Linked DNA regions of Homo sapiens: region 1 is linked to region 2. A link is a loop called in an ENCODE intact Hi-C map of the cell type or tissue named here. Cell type or tissue: PC-3. All regions are shown on one strand. Each heading gives the region's core, and the rest is flanking DNA. Links, peaks and the distances in the headings are about the cores only. Region 1 overlaps ANKS1B (ankyrin repeat and sterile alpha motif domain containing 1B). Region 2 overlaps ANKS1B (ankyrin repeat and sterile alpha motif domain containing 1B).

What was found. Hi-C counts contacts between places; a loop is a spot of excess contacts. Peaks named below come from ENCODE experiments on the same cell type or tissue, not always from the same donor. Only the 100,000 strongest peaks of a DNase experiment are listed, where the experiment ranks them.
Region 1: a loop joins it to region 2, with 5 times the contacts of the local background. A loop is called at or near these places in 2 of 110 quality-filtered maps.

What each region holds. Positions count from the first base shown.
Region 1 is chr12:99,518,182-99,529,431 of GRCh38, forward strand. The region is part of intron 9 of ANKS1B (ankyrin repeat and sterile alpha motif domain containing 1B); the gene reads right to left. Among named protein-coding and RNA genes, the nearest start is that of GARIN6, 120 kb to the right of the region's middle. In PC-3, for the core only: no CTCF peak of the experiment used is centred there; no DNase peak of the experiment used is centred there; H3K27ac peaks cover 337 bases.
Region 2 is chr12:99,440,355-99,451,604 of GRCh38, forward strand. It overlaps ANKS1B (ankyrin repeat and sterile alpha motif domain containing 1B), which reads right to left. Exons shown (of 27, transcript NM_001352186.2): 11 at 3,319-3,455. Among named protein-coding and RNA genes, the nearest start is that of GARIN6, 200 kb to the right of the region's middle. In PC-3, for the core only: no CTCF peak of the experiment used is centred there; a DNase peak (open chromatin) is centred at 4,727; H3K27ac peaks cover 1,126 bases.

The DNA of each region.
Region 1 (11,250 bases), core at 1,015-9,014, 78 kb after region 2:
TTATGGGTCTTTGTCTGGTTTTGGTATCAGGGTAATGCTGGTCTTGTAGAATGAGTTTGGAAGTATTCTCTCCTCCTCTACTTTTTGGAATAGTTTCAGTAGGATTAGTATTAGTTCTTTAAATGTTTGGTAGAATTCAGCAGTGAAGCCATCAGGTCCTAGGCTTTTATTTGCTGGGAGACTTTTTATTACACCTTCAATCTCATTACTTGTTATTAGTCTGTTCAGGTTTTGAATTTCTTTATGGCTCAATTTTGATAGGTTGTCTGTGTCTAGTAATTTATCCATTTCTTCTGGGTTTTCCAATTTATCGGCCTATAGTTACTCATAGAACCCATTAATGATCCTCTGAATTTCTGCTTTATAGGTTGTAATGTCTCCTTTTTCATCTCTGAATTTATTTGGATCTTCTCTCTTTTTTTCTTAGTCTAGATAAAGGTCTGTCAATCTGAGTCTGGCTAAAGGTTTGCCAATGTTTATCTTTTCAAAAAAACAACTTTTTGTTTTACTGATATCTTGTATGGATTTCTTCATCTCAATTTCATTTATCTCTGCTTTGATTTTTAATATTTCTTTTCTACTAATTTTAAATTTGGTTTGCTCTAGCTTTTCTAATTCTTTAAGATGCACCAATTGGTTGTTTATTTGAAGTGTTTCTTCCTTTTGATGTAGACACTTATAGGATAAACTTTCCTCTTAGTACTGCTTTCACTATATCCTATACATTTTGGTATGTTGTGTTTCCATTATGGTTTGTTTTGAGAAATTTTTCAATTTCCTTCTTAATTTCTTCATTGACCCCTGGTCATTTCAGGGCATATTGTTTAATTTTCATGTGTCTGTATAGTTTCCAAAATTCCTCTTGTTATTGATTATATTTATTCCATTTTGGCCAGAGAAAATGCTTAATATTATCTAAATTTGGTTGAATGTTTTCAAATTTGTTTTGTGAGCTAACATATGGCCTATCCTTGAGAATGATCCATGTGCTAAGGAACAGAATGTGTATTCTTCAGTCACTGAGTGAGATGTTTTGTAAGTATCTATTAAGTGAATTTGATGTATAGTATAGATTAAGTTCAATGTTTCTTTGTAGATTTTCTGTTTGAAGATCTGTCCAATCCTGAAAGTGGGATGTTGAAGACCTAGCTATTATTGTATTAAGGCCTATCTGTCTCTTTAGCTCTAATAATGTTTCCATTATATATGTGGGTGCCCCATGGTTGGGTGCACACATATTTATAAGTGTTATATCCTCTTGCTGAATTGACCCTTTTATCATTATATAACGACCTTCTTTGTCTGACTTGTCTTATAGTTTTTGTCTTGAAATCTACTTTGTCTGATATAAATATAGCTATTCCTATTCTTTTTTGGTTTCCAGTGGCTTGGAATATCTTTTTCCATCCTTTTATTTTCAGTCTATTTGTATCTTTATAGATGATGTGTGTTTCTTGCAGGCACAGATCATTGGCTCTTGTTTTTTCACCTATTCGGCCACTCTATTTGAAGTCAGTCTTCTCATTCAGACTCTCATTCAGTATTCTCTTCCCTCTTTCCTTCTGTCTTTTCTCCCTTTTAGTGAAAGTGATTTTCTCTGGTGCTATGATTTAATTTCTTCCTTTTTATTTTTTGTATATCCATTGTATGTATTTTGATTTGAGGTTACCATGAGCCTTGCAAATACCATCTAATAATCCATTATTTTAACTGGTGACAATTTAACAATGATTGCTTAAACAAACATGCAAAAAGTAAACTAATGAAGGCTCTACACTTTAACTTTGTCTGCCTGCTTTTTAACTTCTTGTTGCTTCTCTTTATGTATTATTGTATTGTGTATGTCTTCAAACGTTGTTGTAGTTGTTATTTTTGATTGGCTCATTGTATAATCTTTCTACTTAAGATATGAGTAGTTTACATGCCACAATTACAGTGCTATAATATTCTCTGTTTTTTTCTGTGTGCTTATTATTGCCAGTAACTTTTGTACCTATAGATGATTTCTTCTTGCTCATTAACATGCTCTTCTTTCAGATTTAAGAACTCCCTTTAACATTTCTTGTAGGACAGGTCTGTTGTTGATGAAATCCCTTAGCTTTGGTTTGTCTGGGAAGATCTTTATTTATCTTTCATGCTTAAAGCATATTTTCACCAGATATACTATTCCTGGGTAAAAGTTTTTTTCCTTCAGCCGTTTAAATATGTCATGCCATTCTCTCCTGGCCTGCCAGGTTTCTACTAAAAAGTCTGCTGCCAAACATATTGGAGCTGTTATTTGTTATTTGTTTCTTTTCTTTTGCTACTTTTAGGATCCTTCCTTTATCCTTGACCTTTGGGACTTTGATTATTAAATACCTTGAAGTAATCTTCTTTGGTTTAAATCTGCTTGCATTCTATAATCTTCTTGTACTTGAATGTTGATATCTTTCTCTAGATTTGGGAAGTTCTCCAGTATTATCCCTTTGAATAAACTTTCTACCCCCACCTCCTCTTTAAGGCCAATAACTCTTAGATTTGACCTTTTGAGGCTATTTTCCAGAGCCTGTAGTTGCGCTTTATTGTTTTTTGTTGTTTTTTCTTTTGCTTCCTCTGACTGTGTTTTTTGTTTTGTTTAGTTTTTTGTTTTCTTGAGATGGAGTTTCGCTCTTGTTGCCCAGGCTGAAGTGCAATGGCATGATCTCAGCTCACTGCAACCTTCACTTCCTTGGTTCAAACGATTCTCCTGCTTCAGCCTTTAAGTAGCTGGGATTACAGGTGCCCACCACCATGCCCAGCTAATTTTGTATTTTTAGTAGAAATGGGGTTTCTCCATGTTGGTCAGGCTGGTCTCGAACTCCCAACCTCAGGTGATCTGCCTGCCTCAGCCTCCCAAAGTGCTGGGATTACAGACATGAGCCACTGTTCCTGGTCTGACTGTGTATTTTTAAACAGCCTGTCTTGAAGCTCACTTTCTTCTGCTGCTTGATCAATTCTACCATTAAAAGACTCTGATGCATTCTTCAGTGTGTTGATTGCGTTTTTTCAGCTCCAGAATTTCTACTTGATTCTTTTTAATTATTTCATTCTCTTTGTTAAATTTATGTAATAGAATTCTGAATTCCTTCTGTATCTTATCTTGAATTTCTTTTGAGTTTCCTCAACACAGCTATTTTGAATTATCTGTCTGAATGGTCATGTACCTCTGTTTCTCCAGGATTAGTCCTTAGTGCCTTACTGAGTTTATTTGGTGAGGTCATATTTTCCAGGATGGTCTTGATGCTTGTAGATGTTCATCAATGTCTGGACACTGAAGAGTTAGGCCTTTATTGTAGTCTTCGCAGTACAGGCTTGTTTGTGCCTGTCCTTCTTGGCAAGGCTTTCCAGATACTCAAAGGGACCTAGGTTCTAAGCCCCCTAATGCTGTGGTTTTTGCAGACTCATAGAAGTATCATTTTGGTGATCTTGGATAAGATCTGAAATGATTCTCTTGATTACCAGGCAGAGACTCTTGTTCTCTTTCCTTACTTTCTCCTAAACAAATAGAGTCAGTGTCTCTCTCTCAATCTCTCGCTCTCTCTCTCTCTCTGCTGAGCCACCTGGAACTTGGGGTATGGTGATGCAAGCACCCCTGTGGCCACAGCCATTGAAACTGTGCTCTGTCAGACTTGAAGCCAGCACAGCACTGGGTCTTGCCCCACACACACTGTAAACACTTTCTGGCTACCACCTCTGTTGACTCAAGGCACTAGGGCTCAGTGATCAGCAGGTAGCAAAGCCAGCCAGGTCTGTGTCCTTCCCTTTAGGGCGGGAAGTTCCCCTAGGTCCTGGGTGGGTCCAGAAATGCTGTTTGAGAAGCAGAGATTGGAGTCGAAAACCTTTTAAGTTTACCTGATGTTCTATTCTACTGCAGGTAAGCTGGCTCTCAAACCACAATACAAAGTCCTTCCTAGTCTTCTCCTTACTGTTTTTCTAATGCCTGATTATGGATCCTAGACTTGTTTTTGTACTTGAATTTTTACAATAGTAGCAGGCCTAGGACTGTGTTCTCTGCCTTGGTCTTTGACAGTTCTCTTCCAAGAGATTGATGTCCAGTCCCTGAATCCCAAACAGGTCCTTTAGGCCCTGTGCCACCTAAATTTACAGCTCCAATGGGAATGAATAGCTTTGATGCTTTGCCTTACTTAGATTCCTTTATCCTACCTGCTACTGTCAATTGTGCAATGTGCAGACCAAATAGTACTGCTTCAAAGTGACTAATCATGCATACTGACAGCACTTAATAAGTAAAGAGAACATTATGCCCCCCAAGAAAAATAAATATTGGCAATAAGAAATCTATATAATAAGCGTTCATACGTTGTTTACACTGTGTTTTCTATAACATTTAAAACTATCAGTGGTGGGCAGAATATAACAAGTCAAACTTTATTAGTGACTCAGTAAAAGGTTCTATGCTTCAGTAGAGAAAAGAGTTATAAAAAATTCATCATGGAGCTATGTGGATTAGCAATACTATGAAAAAAATATTAGGAGTTACAGCTGACAGTATGAGTCAGACTGTAACATGCCAGTTAAAGAAATTAATGTGACATTAGCTGATTTAATACAAGTATGATATTTCACCTAGAAAGAGTGACAGGCCTCCACTCTTCAGTGCTAATTAGTATTGGGAATGATCTGGCTTCACAATTTCATAAAAGGCGGGCTAACTGGATTGTGCTGAATTTCCTTTAGTAAGGCTGTGCAAGGTCTTATTCATCAAAGAGACTGGGGGAGACTTGGCCTTCTGACTTACGAAAGATCTTAGCAACAATCAGGAACCCAGAGGTAGACACAGTAGTTGCCCAAAAGTACCAATAATGTAGTTTTTCAAATCAGAAATTAGGTGGCCTAGAGGCTTTTCTAGACTACTTTGATAGGGCATCTCACTGAATTTGCTTCCTAGCACAGCTCTATTCTTAGCCACATGGGAAAACTAAAGCATCTTAATTGACACTACAGGGGAATCACACATGATGCACTTGGCTTGGTGCTGGGGCTGACACTTGAGGAGAGGCAAAGACCAAATGGACCGTTTTCTGTGAACATAAGTGAGGAAAATGGTGAGTATTAAACCCCTGTCATGTGAGAAAAGATTAAATAAGAAAAGGTGCTGAGGAACGTGTATGACAAACATTTAAAAGGTAAAATAGTGATTAGAATTGTTATCTATCTCTAAGGAAGTAGAAATAATGCAGATGGGGAGATGGTAACAGGGACAGATATTGCAGCTGATGATAAGATTTCTAATAATTAGAGCTTTGCAGTATAAAACTGGCTGCTTACTAAGTAGCAAACTCTCTGTCCCTGGAGTCTTCAAGGCTAGCCTGATCTATACAAGGCATCTTCTTTTTTTTTTTTTTTTTTTTGAGACGGAGTCTCACTCTGTTGCCCAGGCTGGAGTGCAGGGGCGCGATCTTGGCTCACTGCAAGCTCCGCCTCCTGGGTTTACACAATTCTCCTGCCTCAGCCTCCCAATAGCTGGGACCACAGGCGCCCGCCACCACGCCCGGCTAATTTTTTGTATTTTTAGTAAAGACAGGGTCTCACCCTGTTAGCCAGGATGGTCTCAATCTCCTAACCTTGTGATCCACCTGCCTCAGCCTCCCAAAGTGCTGGGACTACAGGCGTGAGCCACCACACCCAGCCTATACAAGGTATCTTCTGAGTGTAGAAGATAGCAGTTTGAATTAGACGAGTTTTAAGATGCTAAGTAAATGAGAGAATCAGAATAGAAGTTTTGTATTAGTACTATGGTACAAGTTACCTGAATATATTCACTGCTTCCTGAATTTTTTCTGATAATGGGGGAAGTAACACTAATACAAGAGTGTGGGTTTATGGCTTTTTTAAAGTTAGAAATGACTCACAGTTCCAAATGACTCAAGGTAGGTGAAAGTTTTTGGAAGTGGTCTGACTACTCTGACATCTTCCCACAATATCAAGAAAAAGTATCCCCTGAAGATTTACAATGACATTCAAATAAGAAAAACTACAACATGAATATGAAATCAGAAGAAAAATAACTTTTTTTTAAAACGAAGATACTTTAGGTGGGAGCAAAGAATGAATGACAGAAAGGCAGCCATGGGGGAAGGAGCATCACGTAACAGTGGTAGGCAGAATAATGGCTCTGAAAGATGTCCATGTCTGAATCCCTGGAAACTAGGAATACATTACGTAACACATAGCAAAAGGAACTTTGCAGATGTAAGTCAAGGATCTTGCTATGAGGAGATCATACTGCATTATCCAGGTGGCCCACTATACTCAGAAAGGACATTATAAGTAGAAGAGGGAGAAAGGAGAGCCAGTGTCAGTGATGCAACACGAGGTATCTGACTGGCTGTCACTGGTTTTGGAGCTTGAAGTTAGCCATATGTATTAGTCTGTTTTCATGCCGCTCATAAAGACATACCCAAGACTGGGTAATTTATAAAGAAAAAGAAGTTTAATGGACTCACAGTCCCATGTTGCTGGGGAGGCCTCACAATCATGGCAGAAGAGCAAGGGACGTCTTACATGGCAGCAGGCAAGAGAGAACGAGAGCCAAGCAAAAGGGGAAACCCCTTATAAAACCATCAGATCTCATGAGATTTATTCCCTACCATGAGAACAGTATTGGGGAACTGCCCCCATAATTCAATTATCTCCCACAGGATCCCTCCCACAGCATAGGAATCACGGGAATTCTGGGAGCTACAGTCCAAGATGAGATTTGGGTGGGGACACAGCCAAATCATATCACCATGAATCAAGGACTGTGAGCAGCTCATAGAAGCTGGAAAAGGCAGGAAAACAGATTCTTCCCTAGAGCCTCCAGAAAGGAAAGCAGCCCTTTCTATATTTTCGACTGGTAGGGCCCATTCTGGACCTCCAGAACTGAAGAATAATACATTTGTGTTGTTTTTTTATGCCACTAAATGTGTGGTAATTTGTTACAGCAGCGTTAGGAAACAAATGCAATAATATACCAGCAGAAGGCATCACACAGGGAGGCATGGGCTAAGAGAAGGACATAAAATTGGACACCAGTGGGAAAATACACCTTATCATTTTGTACTGACTCAGTATTTTAAAGATGGTGATTCTTTCTCGTTTTTAAATGTAATACAATACCATTGCAATACAGTTTCCCTCCAACTCCAACTTAGTTCTTGACAAGTAAGCCTAAAGTGCATTTGGAAAAATAAATGTGTGACAATAGACAGGTTATCAATTTGAAAAGAGAAAGGTAATGGAGGGAGTGGAGATCAACCTTTATCAGATATTTATGTAAACTACAAATGGTTCTGGTACAATAATTGAAAGGCAAGATAACAGAAAAAATACTTTAAAAGAAGGTTCTGATGCTTGCAGAAACTTATTACATTATAAAGGTGGTATTTCAAATCAGTAAGAAAACCACGGGTTATATAATAATTGTCAGTGAGGTAACCAACTAGTCATTTAGAGAGAAATAATAAACTTGAATTACTACTGCATTCCTTATATCAAATTAATTCCTGATAAAGATTTAAACAATTAGCAAATATATTTGTTATAATAATCTTGAAATAAGAATAACTTTTGACCAGAAGCTACAACCAGACACATAACCAAGGTTGTACAGAAAAAGATTGATAAATTTGAATATATACTACTATTAAATTTGTATAAAGAAACTAAAATATCATAAAGATCAAGAGACAAAAAATTTGGGAAAATTCTTTGACAAATATAACAAAGGGTTAATCTCTTTAATATATATAAAGATAATAATAAATTGAGATGAAAGAGACCATCAACCTAAGAGAAAAAAATGAGCAAAGATTACAGGCAGTTGTAAAAATAGCTAGAAATTTCTTACATGAAAAGATGCTCAACTTCATTTATAATTAAATATATGTACATGAAAGCAAGATAACACACCATTCTTGATCAAATTGCTGTAGATAATACACAGTGTTAGTGAGGGTTTGAAAAAAATGGGCACTTTATATAAAAGTTAAAAGACTAACCATCTGTTAGTCAAAGTGTGAATTGATGTAAACCTCTTTCTGGCTAATTTGTCATTTGTTACAGGAGATCGTTAGAAAGCAGATCTTTAGACAGCATGGACTTTAGAACTTTTGCCATGTTAAAATTTTTCCCTCACCTCGGAACAGGTGGGATTGATAAACTACCATTACTATTTCTAAAACATGGTACTGTAAAGCACCATTTACAGGCATTGCATAATTATTACTCTATCTAAAAAATGCTAAATGCTGGATATGCTGTATGTTTCTATTAAATAATAAAATGGGAGTGTGGGTGGAGGGAAGCCTGCCTCTTGGTGTCATGCATGAGAAAAACTAATCAGATCTCACCAATATCAATCGTCTGAGCTGTGAATGGGTGTCGGGATAGCATCCCTCTTTAGAAGTTACTGATGAAACCCCATGAAGCTTGATTCTTAGATAAGCCTTGCTTGGTCAGCCACTTCAAAATTGGAGGTACCAATTTAACATTTGAAAACAAAAAATCTCAACAACAAAGTTCTGAGAAACCAGTGTGGGTACTACCTAAGAATGTTACTTTGGGTATGATATGGGTTAAACTATGTCCTCCCAAAATTCACGTGTCAAAGTCCTAACCCCAGTACATAAGAATGTGACATTATTTAGAAATAGGGTCACTGCAGATGCAATTAGTTAAATGGAGATGAGGTTATTAGGGTGGACCCCAATCCAATGACAAGTGTCGTTATAAAAAGAAGAAATCTGGAGACAGACTTGTACACAGGTATAACATCATATGAAGATTGGAGTTATGCTGCCACAAGCCAAGAAATGCTAAACATTGTCAGAAAACCAACAGGAATGGAACAAATTCTCTCTCACAGACCTCAGAAGGAACCAGTCCTGCTGACACCTTAATTTTGAACTTCTAGCCTTTAGAACTGTGAGACAATAAATTTCTGTTAAGGTATGCAGTTTGTAGTACTTTCTTATGGAAACCCTAGCAAGCCAATATAGAGTTAAAAAAAACAGTAAAAGGTACTCGTTGAAAAACTTTTGATTAATCTCTTAGCATTTTAACATATTTACTCCTTGGGAAAAAAATAACAATTAGGGACTATCAAAAAAGGGGATTATCTTTCTTCTTGATAAAATTCCCAAAAGTGTAATAGGTATCAAAATTTTAAAATCACGTACCCTTTAATAAAATAAATAAGTATTGTTGCTGTAAACAGGCAATATAGTACAATATAGAGGTCTACAGACTTTAGACTGCACAAAGTCCACCTGGATCACTTGTTAGTAATCCGGATTTGTGGCTCTCCCCGGAATTCTTACTAAATCGGAATCTCTGGTGGTAGCCATGGAGAGTTATATCTTACAATTATCCCAGGTCATGTTGATGCAAATTGTTGGTGAAATATACTTGGAAAATACAGGAAGAGTAGTTCAAGAGCATGAGCCCTTTAACTGGAGTCAGAATCCCAACTCTGCCTTTTTTAACAAAGTTGCCTTGGCAAAGTCTTACAGTTTCCTCATCTGCAAAATTAGAATAGTAATAGTATCTGCTTCAAGGTTTTGTTGGTAGTTGTGAATGAAATAATAAAATCAATAAATAACTTTGATTAAAATGTATCAAACCACCAATGACATTCTTAACATAATGAGAAAAAAACTATTTTAAAATTCATATGGGACCAAAAAAAAAAAAATGGCCCAAATAGCCAAGGCAATTCTAAGCATAAAGAACAAAGTTGGAAGCATCACATTACCTGACTTCAAGCTATATACTACAAGGCTACAGTAACCAAAACAGCATGGTACTGGTGCTACAGTAGACACATAGACAAGCAGAACAGAGTAGAGAGCTCAGAAATAAAGCCACATGTCTACAACCATTTGATCTTCGCCAAACCTGACAAAAACAAGCAACGGGAAAAGTACTCCCTATTCAATAAATGGTGCTGGGATAACTGGCTAGCCATATGCAGAAAATTGAAACTGGACCCCTTCCTTACACCATATACAAAAAATCAACTCAAGAAGGATTAAAGACTTAAATATAAAACCTAAATCCATAAAAACCCTGGAAGAAAACCTAGGAAATACCACTCTGGACATAGAACTAGACAAAGATTTCCTGATGAAGATGCCAAAAACAATTGCAACAAAACCAAAAATTGACAAACGGGACCTAATTAAACTAAAGAGCTTCTGCACAGCCAAAAAACAGAACAAAAACAAAAACAAAAAAAAAAACAAAAAAAAAACCATCAACAGAGTAAACAGACAACCTACAGAATGGGAGAAAATATTTGCAAAGTATGCATCTGACAAAGGTCTAATCCCAAATCTATAAAAAACTTTTAAAAAATTACAAGCAAAAAAACCAAACAACCCCATTAAAAATGAGGAACATAACATGAATAAAATGATTCATTTCAAAAAGATGATTCATTTCATAAAGCACTTAGTCTAGTGTCTAAAAGCCTAAGTGATCAATCAATGTAGCCATTATTACTACTCAGTAATTTTTAAAATGAGATAAATGTGCAAGTACTGATATGTTAAGCTAAAACAATAAACAAAGGGAAGAATAATATGTGATGTATGTTCATATCTGTGTGAAAAAAGTATGCACTCAAATTATATATTCCTGGAATATTTCTAGAAGATATTATTAGAAACATTTGGTGTTTAACACTGGGAAATGAGATCATATTCTCTTTTGCTTTGCTTGATTTAAAAAAATTATATGTACATGTGATTTTCAGGGAAAAAATATAGTTTGTGAATCTACCACCTGAGGAAAGAGATGATACCATTTCAAATACAAATGAGCTTTGATTTTTATTTCTGGCACTACTGTGTAGAAATTTGCATACCCCAGGTGAAATTGGAAATGGTGAAATCCCAAGAATAATCTCTGTAATGAATCATACAAATGCAACTGAAAACATGCCAAATGTCAGGTAAAACTAAATAGGAACCACCTTTGTACAAATCCTCAAAAAAAGACCTAGATGATCTAGATCAGAAGTCAACAAGAAGTCAAAAGAAGTGGAATGTAGTTCACCAATAAGAAGATGACAAAGAGGAGAATGTTCACCTAGACTCGAACCCTTGAACCATTTATCTTTCTCTTGTTCTATCATGCTTACTGTTTCTGTAAAGAAGCCATCAACAAGTTGGGCGTATTAGCTCACACCTGTAATCCCAGCACTTTGGGAGGCTGAGATGGGCCGAT
Region 2 (11,250 bases), core at 1,013-9,012:
ACTATTCAGTAAAAAGAAGATAACTAGAATGTCAATAGACCTACCTAATATATATTTCAAAGATTTTTTTTTCAAGTATTTAAGTACAAGTAAGTAGAAAAATTCAGGCTTGTGGGTTAATATACTGGAGAGAAACAAAGAGAAAAGAGTAATAACCATTTCAGTCACTCTGAATTTGAAATAGATTGCTTCACAATCTAGAGGATTTTAAGACGTGAAATAACTGAAAGAAACAAAGGTGAAAAAGATCAAACACAGGATGCAGAACTAACAGCTGTGACTTAGTTAATGCATATGCTGAATAAAAACAAACTCAACAAAGCACTGGGAAGCCGGCAGCTTCCAAGTAATTAACTAAGCAGAAACACATGCAATGTGTTATCAGCCCTATCTCATATTGAAAGCAAGGACTCCTTCGTTACAATGGATGCTCTCCATTTACAGGTAGAGTTACAAGAAAATAAACTACATAAAGGTATACAAGAGGCAAAGGAAAAGGAACCAATTTGCTACATCTAAGTAGTATCTATTTTCAGTGAATGAGATAAAAGTTCTGCCGTTACCTCACCTACTCAATATCAGTCTTCCCACAATAAAAGACTGAACACATCAGCTAATGGTCAAAGAATTGTAAATTCATGAATAAGGGTCACATTTACATTTTTATTTTCAAAGTTCAACACAAGTTTTAAAAGTGAAATTATCATTTCAATCATATTATTAATTTTTAATAAATAAATTTTTAGAACGGTCTTTAATACCCATAAATCAATCTAACTCCACACTTTCTGCATTTTCAGAGAGAAAACCAGAATTAACAAATATGTTAGAGTATTAAACCTGTGATTAAAATATAGGCTTTTATATAAGTTCATCAATAATTATCTTTTCTTTGGAACAGTAGCTCTCAACCATTTTCCATCCCTGACACACCTGTGATTTGTCAGAACACAGCAGGAGTCTCCTGTTCTATCCATCCATCCATCCTCTATGCACATCCTCTAGTCTTCAAATCCTTTCCTGAAACCTCATGTCCTACCTGAATACTCTCTCATAAGTATTTCCATGTGAATATACTACTCCCTTTCTACAATGAATGAGGAGCCCCCTGAAGGTCATAACTCATATGGAGAAATAAGTCATGCACCAATGTCTCCAGGGTGGAAGAAAGAGTAGCCTAATTGAAGTTATATTCTTTCTGCAATTATATATAGAGAAAGAAAATATATAGATATATAGCTGTTATTGTTCTATTACATAAATACAGGCTGCATTGGTTCTAATTTAAACACCATCATCCTGAGTTACTTAACTTTCTCACTTATTTGTTTTTCTCCTTAAAGCATTGTTATAACATTTAAGAAAGATGGAGTCAGTTACTAAGATAAACATTTAAGTAACGACAGCACCAAGAAATTGGGTCAAGATGGAATTTCTGGCTTTAATTCTACCTCTAGATTTCTTCAAAGATAACCAGGTGAACCTAAACTCAATTAGAATATGCAGAGAAGGATTTATGAAATAATGCCTCAGTTATTCAGATCATGGATCTATAGAAAAGAATCTGTTTTTCATTCATTGAATGACCAAGTGCATTTACATTAGAGAATCTACATTGGTATAAAAACAAATATATTTAATAATGAATTTTATTAACATATATAGGACAATGTCTTACTTAAATAGCTTTAAAATGCTGGAAATGCACTAGAAACACATTAACCCCAGAAACACCTTCATATGAGAGAACCAGTGTCAACGAAAATGACAGATAGCAACTAAATCTGGGTTTAGTGAGGTTTATCTTGAAGCAAATAGACCCCATCAAATTTCCTTGAAAAAGAGGACATTTTGTAATGAGATGAAGGTGTCACTATGTTACCCAGACTGGTCTAGAACTCCTGGGCTCAAGGTGATTCTCTGCCTCAGCCTCCCAAGTAGCTAGGATTACAACCGTGTGCCACTGTGCCTGGCAGAAGACGACATTTTTGAAAACATTTTTCTTCTCCACATATTGGGGCACTATGTCAAATGTTACCTGTGCCTAAATGCCCCTGAACCTGCATATTCCATACTCCTAAAGATGTGTCAAATTATACAACCTCATGAGGATATTTTTAACCTCTGAGCAGGACTGGAAGAGGCAAATATACTAAAGTAAAAAAAAAGAAACTCCAAATCAGTTGGACAATGTAGCCCCTTTGGAGTGCCAGTGATGTTATCTATAAACACTGAAACACAAATTGCACTTGAATTGATGAAGGATATAGGAAACAATTTATATTAAAGTGTTCTACAAACTGCAGTGGCTATCCAAAATTTAAGTGCCATTTTATCAATGAGGATGAAGATTATAATAAAAATGATCTAAAATAACTTATGTTAAACAAGGAAAAATATTAAACAAATCTTGCTTATTTAGACCTAAATAGTCTTAAAAGACACATTTTCCCTACAATTTGGCTCAAAGGATTTATTCATACTCTATATCTAAGTAGATGATGAATGGCATTGATTGAATCCAAAGTCCTCCTGTCTTGGATTTTATGAGGCCCATTCAGAACGAGCCAGGTTGAGAACACCACCAATTTCGTGTTCTGGGTCCATCTGTTGGCAAAAATATAATGCAAACAGCTTTATAAGTGCTATTTTCAATGAAATATCACAGAACAGCTTGTCCCAATGATATTTCTAAAGCTTGCCTGCAAACCGCCTACTGGAAAATCCAACTGAAAGAGAAGGGAGAAAAGAGAGAAATCCATAGAGGAAAGAGACAGGAATGGAAAAAAGAACAAAGGATAAAGAGAGACTAGCTAGAGGACTGGGAACACTGGAGGAAAACAAGGAGCAATATTAAACGCAGACAATATTCATTGAAACCATAAGAATAGAGAAGATAGAGAAATATAAAAATCACTTGGGTTGGAAGACAGAGAAATAATCACAAACCATGCAGCATTGTCCAGAAGAATGAAGACAAAAGGATCAGGAAACACCAGAAAATATGTAACAGCTCAATAATTGGAGCATAATTATTAAAATGTTGTGAGAGAAAAATGATGTAAAATAGCTATTTTTCTAAGTCTCACTGCTTCATGTAACAGGCACAATTCATTTTTCCAAAAACTAATGCAGATTTCAGTGTTTATCACCAACTTGAAAGGAAGCAAACATCCTCTTCTGAGTCCCCTCTTTTAATTTAGAAATCCATTGACATACCACATAAAACAGTCCAGGCATTGCAATATAAGTGATGTACATGCATTGATTCAAATCAAAACACATTAGAGGGAAAATGATGCCATTCTGGGCACTTACCTGGGGTCGAATGACTTTTACAATATTTTTGAGGGCAGTATCAGGGGATGGAGGTGAACAATCAGGTGTTGGGCCTGTTGAGCTGTTTCTATGGTTACTAGTTCCTGGAGTAGTAACTGCTACCTCAGAGGCATTATCTGTGAATAAAAATAGAACTGCCATGAACCTAATCACTCAGTTTACCTTTTAAGACTTGAAATTAATTTTCTGAACATAAATTGAGATTTCAACTTTTAAAACTGGTATCAATTACAAGATCATAATGAGGAATATGCTCAGTAGTATATTTTAAAGATAATGCTTTTTGAATGCTTTGTTTCCTTCTAAAATGGTAACTATCACCCCCTGGAATGTTGTTCTGAGACAAGTGTATTATTATTCAATTCATAATGATAGATTATCCAGCATAGCTCTTAAGACTGCTACTACTATATGAATAACTAAAACCTTACCTTAACTAAAAAGAATATAATTTTATGATATGATTGGGCTAAAGCTTTCCCAATAATCTCTTAAATGAGTATTAATATTTATTAAAGTGGGAGTTTTATATCTCCCTGATGCATAAAATCCAAATTCAAGCCTCCTCAAATGACTTTTCCTAGAAATCCCACAAACTATAGAAAAGCACCCTAGTGAATGAAGCTTGATGAAAAACTGAAATTTGTGCAAAATGGTTTTATGATGTAGATAAACACAAAATTATCACTCCTAGATAAGTATAGCAACCTATGTGGTCAAAGCTAAATGAATAAAATTTCAGAATCTAAATTAATCTTCTCTTATGTTCAGTATTTAGGAGGGGGGAATAAAGAAAAGATGACTTGAAAATCAACAACATGTGTAACATTTTTTTCTTAAATTCATATTAAAGCAAAATAACATCAAGGATGCCATTTTAGAATGTTTAAAATACTTGGGAAAGGATGAAAATTATTCTATAAATAACTTCTGGTAGCACATAGAAAAGTTATTTTAACAACAATTTGGCAAACTTCAATAGCTTTTTATGAAAACTGCTGCAAGCTCAAATCTGCCAAAAAAATAAAAAATAAAAAGTTTACTTCTCTGTTGTTTTTAATTAGTTCCCAATAATTTTCTTTCCTAGACAGTTAGCTGAACTGATTGCAAAAGAGACTGAGACTGAATTTTTTATAGACCAGGAAGTTTCTCTGTTCCTGATCGCTGTCTACAATCCCCAGTGAAATACAGGAATTCATCAAGGCATCTTTTCCTCATAAAACACAAAGGGATGAATTATCATAAAACTCTACCTACCATATAAAAATATAACTCAGTCTCACTGAGGAATCCAGACAAAGGCCCATAAAACAAAAAATTCAAGTATGACACATAGAATTACTTGGATGACTCATAAAATAAGTCTTAAAAGTGTCCAGAGCACACTCTTCTAAGATTTAACAGAAAAGGTGGGATTTGAATTGGCATCACAAAAGAGATGGGGTGGTCTTCTGAGTAGATTAGAAAACCATGAGTCAATACTGAAACACACAAAACATTAGTCAGCAAGATGCTCTGATTCTCTCCAACCTATCCCTTCCTTCTTTCATTCATCTAAAAACTACACATGTAAGAACACTTATTTGGGGCAACTATGAGTCAAATATTATGTTATGTTCTAAAGATTAACTAGGAAGAATCTCTGGCCAAGGACTGGAGGCAGGTAGGGATGAATAGGTTAAGCACTGAGGATTTTCAGGGCAGTAAAACTATTATATTTAACAGTATAATGGTGAGTATACATCATCATTATATATTTGTCCAACTCATGGAATGTATAAATCGAGAATGAACCTGTATAAACTATAAACTTTGGGTGATAATGATGTGTCCATGTAGTTTCATCAATTATAACAAAGGTATCATTTTGGAGCAGAATGTTGATAGTAGAGGAGGCTTTGTGTATGAGAATATATGAACTTTGTAATTTCTGCTCAATTTTGCTGTGAGTCTAAGAAGTTCTAAAAATAAAATCTATGAATTTTTTTTCAAAAGAATCCCTGCCCTCGAGAAGTATACTGTTGGGTTTTTTCCTTTTCTTTTTTGAGACAGGGTCTCACTACCATCACCCAGGCTGGAGTGCAGTAGCATGAACACAGCTCACTACAGCCTCAACTTCCCAGGCTCAAGTGATCCTCCCACCTTAGCATCCTGAGTATCTGGGACTACAGGTGCACATTACCACATCTGGCTAATTTTTTGTATTTTTAGTAGAAATGGGGTTTCGCCATATTGCTCAGGCTAGTCTTGAACTCCTGAGCTGTAGTGATCCACCCACCTCAACCTCCTAGAGTGCTAGGATTATAGCCATGAGCCACTGCACCCAGCCCAAAAGTATACTCTTAAATGTGTCATCAGACATGTAAACAAATTACAATGCAATATAACTTGAGAACTGATAACAGATAAAGGAAGCATGATAAAAAAAAAACAGGGTGGGGTGGGGGAGTAATCAGACTATGGCTTGGACAGAAGATAGCTGTGAAAGGCTTCAGTTTTCAGGCAAGAAAGCTGGAACAAAACATTAGATATTAGGGCATGAAGGTAGGAAGAGCACAGTTGAAGCTGTTATTTCATATACAAAAAAACTGGAGATAAGTTTGAATGAGTGAAAGGAAGTTTTATTAGAATATAAACATACTTAATTCTGTAGGCAATGAGAAATATTGAAGACTGAGCAGGGAGTGACATAATAATAGATAACTTTTATTGAGCATTTATTATGTGCAGACAAGCCATGTTAAATTATTTTACTTATTGAATCTCATTTAATACCCAAATTAACTTACAAAATACATTCCACTATCACCATCCCTATTTTACAGAGAAACTCATCTCAAAGTTATATTCTCAGTTACTGGCAGAAAAGGATTCAAATTTCAGACTGATGCCATGTTACCCTTCTGAGAGTTAGCATGTCATAGCAGGTATGCAAAAGATATGCATAGGTATGATTGGGTTCATAGAAACATAGCCTGAAGAAGATCGGCATAGTTGAGGTAGGAGCACACTCTACTTCAAAATATAGTTGAACCAACTTCCAGAAACTTAAAAAGTAGACATAGACACTATGAAAAATAAATAATAAAAACAACAAAAAAGTCAACCATAAAAACATCTTTAGGGTATGCCTTTGAGTACTATATAGTATAATATTTAATATTTGGAAGCTGGAAGATATGTTAAGACTAGAGACCCAAGCTAGAGGTCATGACGTTAGCATTTTGGAGTTGATAAGTGATTAGATTCTGGACATGTGTTGAAATGTCCAGAACTGTTGAAATAGACCAAGAATTTTTTTGATGGCTCCTGAATAGACAAAGCAACCTTGAACAAAAAGAAAAAACTGAGCACATTACACTACCTGACTTCAAAATATACTACAAAGCTATAATAATCAAAACAACTTGATGCTGGCATAGAAACAGACACATCAACCAATGGAAAAGAACAGAAATCCCAGAAATAAATACACATATTTTTGGTTAATTTATTTCAAAGGTGCCAACAACACACAATGGGGAAAGGGCAGCCTCTTCAATAATGGCATTGGGACACTGGATATTCACATGCAGAAGAATAAAATTAGACCTTCATCTCACACTATATACAAAAACTAACTCAAAATGGATTAAAGCTGGGTGCAATGGTACATGTCTGTACTTCCAGCTACTTGAGAAACTGAGGCAGGAAGTTTGCTTGAACCCAGGAGTTTAAGGCCAGTCTGGGAAACATAGGGAGACCACTCTCTAAAAAAACATTTTCTTAATTAATTAAAGACTTAAGTGTAAAATTGAAGTGGTAAAACTATTAGAAGAAAACACAGAGAAAAACCTCCACAACATTGATTTGGGCAATGATTTTTTGGCTATGACCTCAAAAGCACAGGCAAGAGCAAAAATAGACAAATGGGATTATGTCAAACTAAAAAGCTCTGCACAGCAAAGGAACCAATGAAGAGAGTGAAGAAACAATTTATGAAATAGGAGAAAATATTTGTAAACAGTACCTCTGATAAGGAGTTAACATCCAAAATATATGGAACTCAAACAACTCATAGTGAGAAAACAATAACCTGATTTAAAAATGGGCAAAGGATCTGAATGGACATTTCTCAAAAGAGGACATACAAATGGCCGACAGGTATATGAAAAAAATCCCTAACAACACTAATCATCAGAGAAATGCAAATCAGAACTACAATGAAATATCATCTCACCCCAGGGAAAATGGCTTTTATAAAAAAGACAGGCAATAACAGATGCTAGCAAGGGTGTGGAGAAAGGGGAACCACTGTACACTGTTAATGGGAAGGTAAATTAGTACAGCCATTAGAGAGAATAGTATGGAGTTCCTCAAAAACAAAATATAGAATTACCACATAATCCAGCCATCCCACTGCTGGGTATATATCCAAAGGAAATGAATCATTATGTAGAAGAGATATCTCCACTCCCATGTTATTGTAGCATTATTCAGTAGCCAAGACATGGAATTAACTTGTGTCCATTAAGAGATGAATGGATAAATGGAAAGAAAATGTAATATATACATACAGTGGAATACTATGCTGCCTTAAAAAAGAAGGGAATTCCGTTATCAGTATAGATGAACCTGGAGGACCTTGTGTTAAGTGAAATAAGCCAGGCACAGAAAGACAAATGACACGTGATCTCACTTATATATGAAATCTAAACAAAGTCGAACTCACAGAAGCAGAGAATAGAATGGTGGTTACCAGGGACTGGGGAGATGTTGGTCAAAGGACACAAAATATCAATTAGAAGGAATAAGTTCAAGAGGTTTATCATACAATATGGTGACTATAGTTAATAACAATGTATTGTATTCTTTAAAAGAGTAGATCTTAAGAGTTCTCACCACAAAAAAAATGCTAAGTATGTGAGGTAATACATATGCTAATCAGTTCAATTTAGCTATTCCACAATGTATACATGTTTTAAAACAGCTTGTTGTACACAATAAGTATATATAATTTTTGTCTATTTAAAAATAATTAAATTTTTTAAAATTATTGATGTGCTGGATATAGGGAGAGAAAGAGAGAAATCAAGAATGACTCTAAGGCTTTTGGCCTGAGGAACTAAAAGGATAGAGCTGCCATCAGCAGAAAAGGGACAGACTATAGGAGGAGCATAAATTCTCTACCATATAACTTCCAATATTGCCTTCCCATTCTCTCTCTCCCTTTGGACTCTATTGAAGTAATGCTAGACAGACTTTATTCTTTTAACCATTTATTCTCTCTTTTCATTCTGTCTCTCTGTTGCATTTTTAATAGTTTCTTCTATTTATTTTCTAGTTTATTGGTTCTTTCTTCAGCTGTGTCAAGGCTGCTATCAAACCATTTTCTTAATTTTAGTAGACTTTTCTGTTCTAAAATTTCTATTTGGTTCTTAATCAAGTATATGATGTCAGTAGTTTGTATTTTTTAGTTCCTAAAAACATTTTCAAGCTTACTTTTATATTAAAATGGCAAATACAATTGGCTTTGGTTTTTTAATCTGATAATTCCAGCATCTAAAGTCTTTACGGATCCATTTCTGGATTTGTGGTTCTGACTCATGCAATCCTGTTCCGCTGTTAGTTTCATCATCAATTCTGTGTTGCTTATTATTCAACCTGTTGTTACAAGATACACATTTAAATATAACTAACTCTTAGTCTTTTAATAAATGTTAATTTTTAAAAGCATCGAAACTTATATCCTAATACCAGATGCTGAAGTCTGTGAACAACTTGCCTGTGTAACACTAGATCATTTATTTAATCTTTCTGGATTTCAAGTTTCTTAACTGTAAAAATGCAAATGATTAACTACCATCTTCTATCATTTACGTGTGCAGATAAAAGAAAAGAAAAATAACTTGTATGTTTTTAGGCACATAATAGGGGTTTTCAGTATATGAGTTTCCTTTTCCATTATCAAAAGAAACACCATCAGAATTAAAATAAAATATGGAAGATCAAAGAAACCCAGAGGGAAAACAAGAAAACAAATAGTTATCCTTTTTAGACAACACATCTAGAGTACTTGCGTGATATTTGAGAGCAGTATCTTTTAGCTATTAACACAAATTGGTAGGGACAGAATTTAGTTCCAGAAATAGCAGATGATCCTTTGAGACATTGTACTGTTCAAAGTTATCCAGAGAAATAGGACCAACAGGATCTATCCATCTATCTATCTATCTATCTATCTATCTATCTATCTATCTATCTATCTATCTATCTAGACAAAGATTTACTGTAAGGCATTAGCTCATATAATTAATGGAGCCTAAGAAGTCCAAAGATCTGCAGTTGGTAAGCTGGAGGTGCAGGACAGCCTATGTGTAGTTCCATTGTAAATCCAAAGGCCTGAGAACCAAGGAAGTTGATGCTGTAAATTCTAATCCAAAGGTTGGCAGACTCGAAGTCAAGAGCCAACATTTCAGTCCAAGTCTGGAGGCCTGGAAAAAAACAGTGTTCCAGCTCAAGAGGTCAGGCAGGAGAAATTCCCCTTTACTCGGCCTTTTTGTTCAATTCAGGTCCGCAATTTATTGAATAAGGCCAATAACAGTAGGGTGGATGATTTGCTTTACTCAGTCTGCCATTCAAATATTAATCTCATCCAAAAACACCTTCACAGATACATCCCAAATAATGTTTAGCCAAATGTGTGGGCATCTCACGGACTAGTTAAGTTGAACTTATAAAATTAAACACAACAGGAATGATTCATTGCAAGGGCTGGTCTTAACTGCTTTTGCACTAAAGCCAGAAGAAAATGCTGGGAACTCCCTGCAAACTGTAAGCCAACAGCTTCTTGAATGTTTTTTTTCTGAGTATTTTAATACATAGTATAAGACAGTGGATAATTAAGTACTAAATTATTTAGAAAAGACTAAGTATCTTCATCTTCTGAATCCATGAGCTATACCATTACACTGATAATTTGATTTTGTACTATCTTGCATTGTTCATTAACTCTTCCAGACTAGGTTATATTTTTGCATAAAGTCATATTTCTCTCTATATAGCTCTTAGCTTAATGCAATCCTTTTAAAGTAATAAATGAAGTAAAGTAGATAAAGCAAAACCTGTGTCAATGGAAACCAACACAAATGTATTTAATAATATGAAGAAAGCTGGTCTGGCTTTTATAATAATTCCATGATCCTTTCAAAGAAAATCCAAATGAGAAGCATATTCTAGAAGATATATGAGTCTTAAGAAGCTGGTTTATTCCCAAAATATCCTTGATAATATAATTTACAAAAAATACCAATTATCCAGTGGACTTGGTAAAATAGCAGCCTATGACCAAGACAGTTTTACATGCTCAACCTACATTTCACATATGCAGTTACAAAATATTGCTGATAAAAAGGAAATGAGGCACATAAAACTGCTTAGGGAAAACTGCAAAATATACTTGCAATTTCAGATTGAAATAAGAGGACTATCTTCTTGTCAGATTCCCTTACTACATATTAATTATTCATTATGAATGTCAGTTTAGTCTATAATAACAACATTAGAAAAAATACTTATAGTTTATTTTATCTTTTAGAAGAAAAATATTCTATGACTATAAAATAATTCATGTGCAACATTACAGTCTAGTATTTTAACATCAATACCCAGCATGTAACAAACAGTTTAAGTATACCAGGGACCATGATAGATGCTTTTCAGCTGAAGAATAGGACTGAGATTACTTCTGGCTGGGAATTCAAGAAAGCTGTCATGGAAGAGGCAGGAGTTATGAAGGCCTCTGACAGACTAGTAAAATTCAGGCATGAAGAAATGGCTGGGAAGGGCGTTCCATGAGTTGGAAGCAGGTTGAGCAAAATGTAGAGAGATGGGAAAGAGGCACATTTGTGGAATAAAGAAGAGTTCAGTTTG